2 separate regions of the Homo sapiens genome follow, and region 1 is linked to region 2. A link is a loop called in an ENCODE intact Hi-C map of the cell type or tissue named here. Cell type or tissue: PC-9. All regions are shown on one strand. Links, peaks and the distances in the headings refer to the core of each region. The heading gives the core; the rest is flanking DNA. Region 1 has its middle 21 kb from the start of SCGB3A2. Region 2 overlaps SPINK5 (serine peptidase inhibitor Kazal type 5).

Region 1 (2,929 bases), core at 152-2,651, 270 kb before region 2:
AATAAGGAAAGAAAAAAATAATATGCTGAAGTGGTTAAGATCTATAGTAAGAACAAATACTTTATCTGTGAAACTATGAAGAAGAAAAAATTGTGCTAGTTTTTCTGTCACACTTCAAGCTGCAAAAGTTACAGCCACAGTGCATGATAACTTTTATTTCAGTACGTTGTTATAGTTGCTCTATTTTATTATTAGCTGTTGTTGTTAATCTTTTACTGTGCCTAATTTATAAATTAAACATTATCATGGATAAGAATGTGTAGGAGAAACAGTATATATAAAGTTCAGAACTATTCGAGGTTTCAGGCATCCACTGGGGGTCTTGGAATGTATCCCTTTTGGATATGCAGGGACTCTGGTACAAAGCCTCTTCCATTATATCATCATAATGGCCATGATTACACACCCAAGGGGTCATATATCTTTGAATTGAACTTTCATCCAGAACTCTTAAAAAACAAAATATGTTGGTAAATACTTAGATGCCTAAGTATTTATTATCTCTTATCTCTTCTGACTCTTCTACCTTCCAGCAGAAGACCATGGAAGAAAGATAAACTTTTAAAGCACAGCCTTATAGGAAAGTTGTGTTAATAGATGGTAGCAGGTTTTGTAATTATTCCAATAGGTAAAATGAAAATAAACTTGGGGTCAAATAAATACTCTTAGGCCAAGCCAGTACTAGGCTTGTCTGATGCATATTCACACACCAATACAATTTTATTCTTTTAAGCTACTTTTTGTTAGTCTGATATTTTAATATTGTTTATGATGTGTTAGAACTTGATTCTGGCAGCCATTCTCTGAACTAAAAAAGCTTAATGTGATCTGGGGCCATTAATAAACTCTGATGTCTTCTTCAAAGAAGCTGATAGACCTGCTCTGCTCTGTGCTAGGCAAGACCTAAATAGTATTACATTTAGCTATGGCACCACTTTGGAGATTCTTGGAAACACTTCTGGTTGTGTTGAGGAGGTGACAATGGTTGACCTTAGGCATCCAAATGTGACCTGTACATCTTATTATTAGTGCTGCTTTCTAAGTTTCTGTCCAGGACATAAACTTAGTTCTGTCCTTTCTAAATGCTTTCCACAATTTTTGATGACAATATGTTGGAATTTCTGGAGTTGGCACTCATGGACTAAGGAATGCAAGGAGGGCTGAGTAGCAGCCTGTGTCGACCTAAATGTCTGTTGATTTATCAAAATCCTAGTGTGACAGAAGGATCCTGATGATCCCCCCTATACTGCTGAATATTTAGGGGATGCTATGAAATCTCCTAAGATTAGAGGCCTCCAGGTCTTCAAGGTACATCAGCCAATTTGAGTACTTTGTCTTTACTCTTAAATTCTCCATATTCCCAAATCCAATATAAAAGTTTCTAAGCCTCTGAGTTTCTCCATACCCCCAAATTCAATATAAAAGGTCCTAAGCCTTCTGCAGCATTTGAGGTAGTATTTCTTTTAGCTGGCTTATCATCTGAGAAGTAAAACAAAAACTAAAAACAATATTTCTTCCTCCTCTTTAAACATATATTTTTTTTCCTTTTTCAATTCATTATTTTCTTCTAGCACAGGATGTGGCACAAAGATGGCCATCACTAACATTGCCTGTTAGGTTGCTTTTGTTTTGTAAACTGTAGCACAATCCCGGAAATGGCCACAAGAGGGCATTTGTGCACCACTTTGAAAGTTACTCTTGTTCAACATCGCATTCCACAAACATTCATAGTTTCCCATGGTTTGAACTTTAATAATTCCACCCTGAAAGAAAGAAAATGAAGCTGAAGTCATATCAGACATAATCTAATCCATATTGTCATTCCAAAGATTCCAGATCTCAGGACCTGTGATAGTGTAACTCTTTAAAATATTGAAGCATTGTGAATGATTTTAAACATTTCAAAAAAAGAAATGTTTTAAATATTTTAATTAGTGTTGAGGCTTAAGTAGCTGTACTTTTGACTTAGATTATTATAGATTTGACAGTCAAAACCTTAAAATATTGAGACCCATGGGGGAAAATAATGTGTGCATCAACATTTATTGAATTTGATACTTTTTGTGATAGAGTCCCAGAAATGATATGTGAGAAGCTTAATAAGGTTTAAAGTGCTTTGTTTATTGCAGTTTTAAGTGTCTTCTTCTTGAATTAAATCTTAGGTTAAGGAGGCTGTTGGAGTCATATGATGATATTATGGTGCAAAATTAATTACCTTTGCACCAACCTCATAGACTTGGAAAGTGTAATGAAGATAATCTCATCTATTCTTATCTATTACAAGAGCCTTTTCCACAGTAAATTTGGTATTAGCTAACCTTTATTTGTAGGATTCAGTATGGAGCCATTAAACTTTATTTTCTTGTAATTTGTAGTCACATTTCAAAAACCTCTCAAATTCAATCCTAAATTCATATCTATTTTTGCTTCATGATGATAGCCCTCCAAATATCTGAACAATCTCTTAAGGGTTTCTTGGTTTATCTTCTCTCCAGGCTGGTGTCACCAAGTTTATTAACTGTCTCTCATATGATCCTTCAAAAGCCTGGATAATCTTCTTATTATGGGTTTGTTGTGAATTAAATATGACCACACATTCTTTGCAATTCCTCCTACCAAGAAGTAGAGTTTATTTTCTCTCCTCTTGGCACTGGGCACGTCCTATGGCTTCATTTGAATAATAGAATGTGGCTGAAGAGATGCCATGTGTCTTTTGAGGCTAAACATTAGGACATCTAGGGTTTTAATTTTCATATCTTGGAATGCATTTTCCTGGAACTCATGAATTACCAGATGCTTTGCAAACTGCCTCCACTGAGCTCATAGCCAAAGCCAATCACAAAATGCCAGTATTCTGGCTCTCCAGCCATCCCAGTGCCCCAGTAAACATCAATCAATGAAACAGGTGAAGCAGCTATATGGTATTTTT
Region 2 (2,929 bases), core at 282-2,781:
CTGTTTTAATCCCTTCAAGCAGTAATATAAAGTAAGGACTACTATTATTTATGATTTTCTGGTGAGAAAATTAAGGCTGAGAAAAGTTAGATAAGTTACTTCTCTAGTTAGTGGTAGAGCTAGGACTCAAAAACTCATGCAATTTATGAGTATTTACCTCTGAGTCTTTCCTTTCTAGGCTGTATATAACCAATACCTTCACTTAAAAAGGCGAATATTATTTCTGGCATGCCTATCATTCTAGATTTCTTCTTATGGGCAGGTAATTGTGTCACATATTATAAAGGATATTTGCTTTCTTATTGCTTTGCTACTCCTTGTTTCTTTGTTTACTTACCTTGTCAAGTTAAAAATTGCCAAATACAGGAAGTTAAATCCACCTCATATGGTGCAAAATCAATCTTTGAGTTTGAATAACATATATCACACTCCTTTTACAACCATTTATTCAAGTTGGATTAAGGAACTCAAGAGGTTTTCTTAAGCCCACCCCTCTTCTTGAATGCCATAAAGTACGTCTGCTTTATTTTTTGCTTCTTCAGGATTCTGAGATGTGCAAAGACTACCGAGTATTGCCCAGGATAGGTTATCTTTGTCCAAAGGATTTAAAGCCTGTCTGTGGTGACGATGGCCAAACCTACAACAATCCTTGCATGCTCTGTCATGAAAACCTGTAAGTATTCAAGTTGCCCCATCATATCTTCCAGTTTAGAATTTCTCAGCTAGAGTGTTAACCCATAGTAATGCACTGATATAAATTCGAAATGTGTTGCAAGTAATTTATTCATCATAGAAGTTAAAAATTCAAAATTTGTGAATTATCTTTCTTATATGTAAAATAGAAAAGATTTAAGGCTATTCCTTTGGTAAATTGCTTACCTACATTGTTATATGCTCTACTGAGAAGAAGAGAAAGAAAAAAAATAGTGGAGTTACAATTGCAGAATATTGGTATAATCCTGTGTACAGTCATGGGAGTGTGAACATCATTCATTCTGTGTGTAGTGGAGAAAAACAGTAGAGAACTACTGCTATATAACCCAGCCCAGTGTATTATATCTAAAAGGTCCTGTGACTATAATATAGCTACATATTCCCCATTTCTTTAACCCTGCCTCTTGAAAGAAGTAGTACCTTGCAAAAGGAAAGTGCACTGTACAAAAGAAAGCCCAATAAATAAATAGCTGATCTGATGTCTGCTCTCATATTTATGACTATCTGGGTATCTGGAGGCATATTATTTCATGATTCTGAATCTCACTCCCTTCATTGGAGAAATGGAGACAGTTCTCTGAGCTGCTGACTTCACAGATGATTGAAAAGAACTGCTAGATATGAAAATATTTTTATCTTAAGTTAAATACAAGGGATTCATTTTAATACTCTTATTATTGGCTTTAGTTTTGTTGTTGCTACTCTGCTCAAATGCTGTCTGAATTTTAAAATAATTTTTAAATAATTTCCCCTTGTCTCTATATGCATCCCTTCCCTTCTCCTGGCCACCATTTGGCCAGCTTTCAAGGAGAGAATGGTGACAAACCTTGGTTTTCCCATCTCACCTGACCCCAGACCTACATTGTAGTACTACTTTATCCTTCTTAGGACACTATAAGCAAGGCCCAGAACATGAGGATAGGACTCCCTGATATCCTGCTTTTTAATCCTGGAAAAATATTTAAAAGAATTCATCTTTTAGGTAAGGTATGGTAGATATAGGTAAGGTATGGTAGGTATGGTATGGTAGGTATACTTCATCTATAGGTAAGGTATGGTAGATAAGGCACTTTCAGATTTCAGTCACTGAATCCCTGCAACCTGCTATGGAATGTTATTATCTTTATTGTTCAGAAGGTTAATCTGAGGCTCAGAGAGTCCAGGTAATTTGTTTAAAGTTACAAAGCTAGGGAGTAAATCAGACAGGATTTTGACCTTATTGATTTGGATCTAAATACAGTTTTCTTTTTTCTCCACTAAACTACTGTTATTTCTAAGACAGTAGTTCCTTAAATTGTCAAAGACCAAAGATTCCTTAGATAATATGAAGAAAGTTACTCCTTTCAAGAAAATTTAAAAAAATGTGATATGAACAATCCACACACATAATATTCATAGGCTCGTGGAGTACTTGAAATTCATCTGTAGACCTTATAGGTTTTTAAGAATTAAGAAATTCCCGTTTAAGGAATAAATATAACTGTCCAGGAATTCCATTACTATATATACCTTATCTCCAGCCCAGAAATCCTTTAATTCCTCTTTCTTATAAATGTCAGGGCCTAAATTATCCATATAATTTTCTTCAACATTTTCATCAACTTTATAGACCCATAACAAGTGATCTTTTTAAGGGAAATTTAGCATAAGAAACTGAAATGATGAAAATATTAAGAAAGCATACCTCAGGATAGTTTGTTTAGCTAAGGGAGCTGGGAGTAGATATTATAAAGAAGGATCAGGTTATCTGAGGCAAAAGGAAACAATATTCATTTCTAAGGTTTTAGAGAAAGTTATATGAGAGCAATTTCAATTTAAGCAATGCTAAAAGACAAATTGCACTGCCTTGATAGATAATGAGTTTCCCATTACCAGAGGCAAACAAGTACATGTCTGATTCATAATATTTCTCCAGTGAGAGGCATTAAAATTCGTACTCCTTAAGATTCATTCCAACTACAAAACTCAGACTGTATCATTTGTGTCTTGTTATATTTTTCCCCAGGTCGTATTATTGGTACTCAATATAGTCAAACATCTCTCTGGGATCTGATTCTCGCATCTATAAATGCGAGATCACCTTTAGACCAGATGATCTCCAAGTTTATTTCCAACATTCTCTATGAATATATCAGTGAATGAAATGTGACAGGATAGGTCCAGGGCTAGGGGATGAATCTGGAGCAGAAGAGAGACAGCCTGGATGATACCTACT

Evidence for each region. Peaks named below come from ENCODE experiments on the same cell type or tissue, not always from the same donor. Only the 100,000 strongest peaks of a DNase experiment are listed, where the experiment ranks them.
Region 1: it touches region 2 in a loop (3-fold over the local background); 8 of 110 quality-filtered maps call a loop at or near these places.

Annotation. Positions count from the first base shown.
Region 1 is chr5:147,856,071-147,858,999 of GRCh38, forward strand. No RefSeq gene overlaps it. Among named protein-coding and RNA genes, the nearest start is that of SCGB3A2, 21 kb to the right of the region's middle. In PC-9, for the core only: a CTCF peak has its summit at 1,672 (motif pointing right); no DNase peak of the experiment used is centred there.
Region 2 is chr5:148,130,717-148,133,645 of GRCh38, forward strand. It overlaps SPINK5 (serine peptidase inhibitor Kazal type 5), which reads left to right. Exons shown (of 33, transcript NM_006846.4): 31 at 543-673. Among named protein-coding and RNA genes, the nearest start is that of SPINK14, 36 kb to the right of the region's middle. In PC-9, for the core only: no CTCF peak of the experiment used is centred there; no DNase peak of the experiment used is centred there.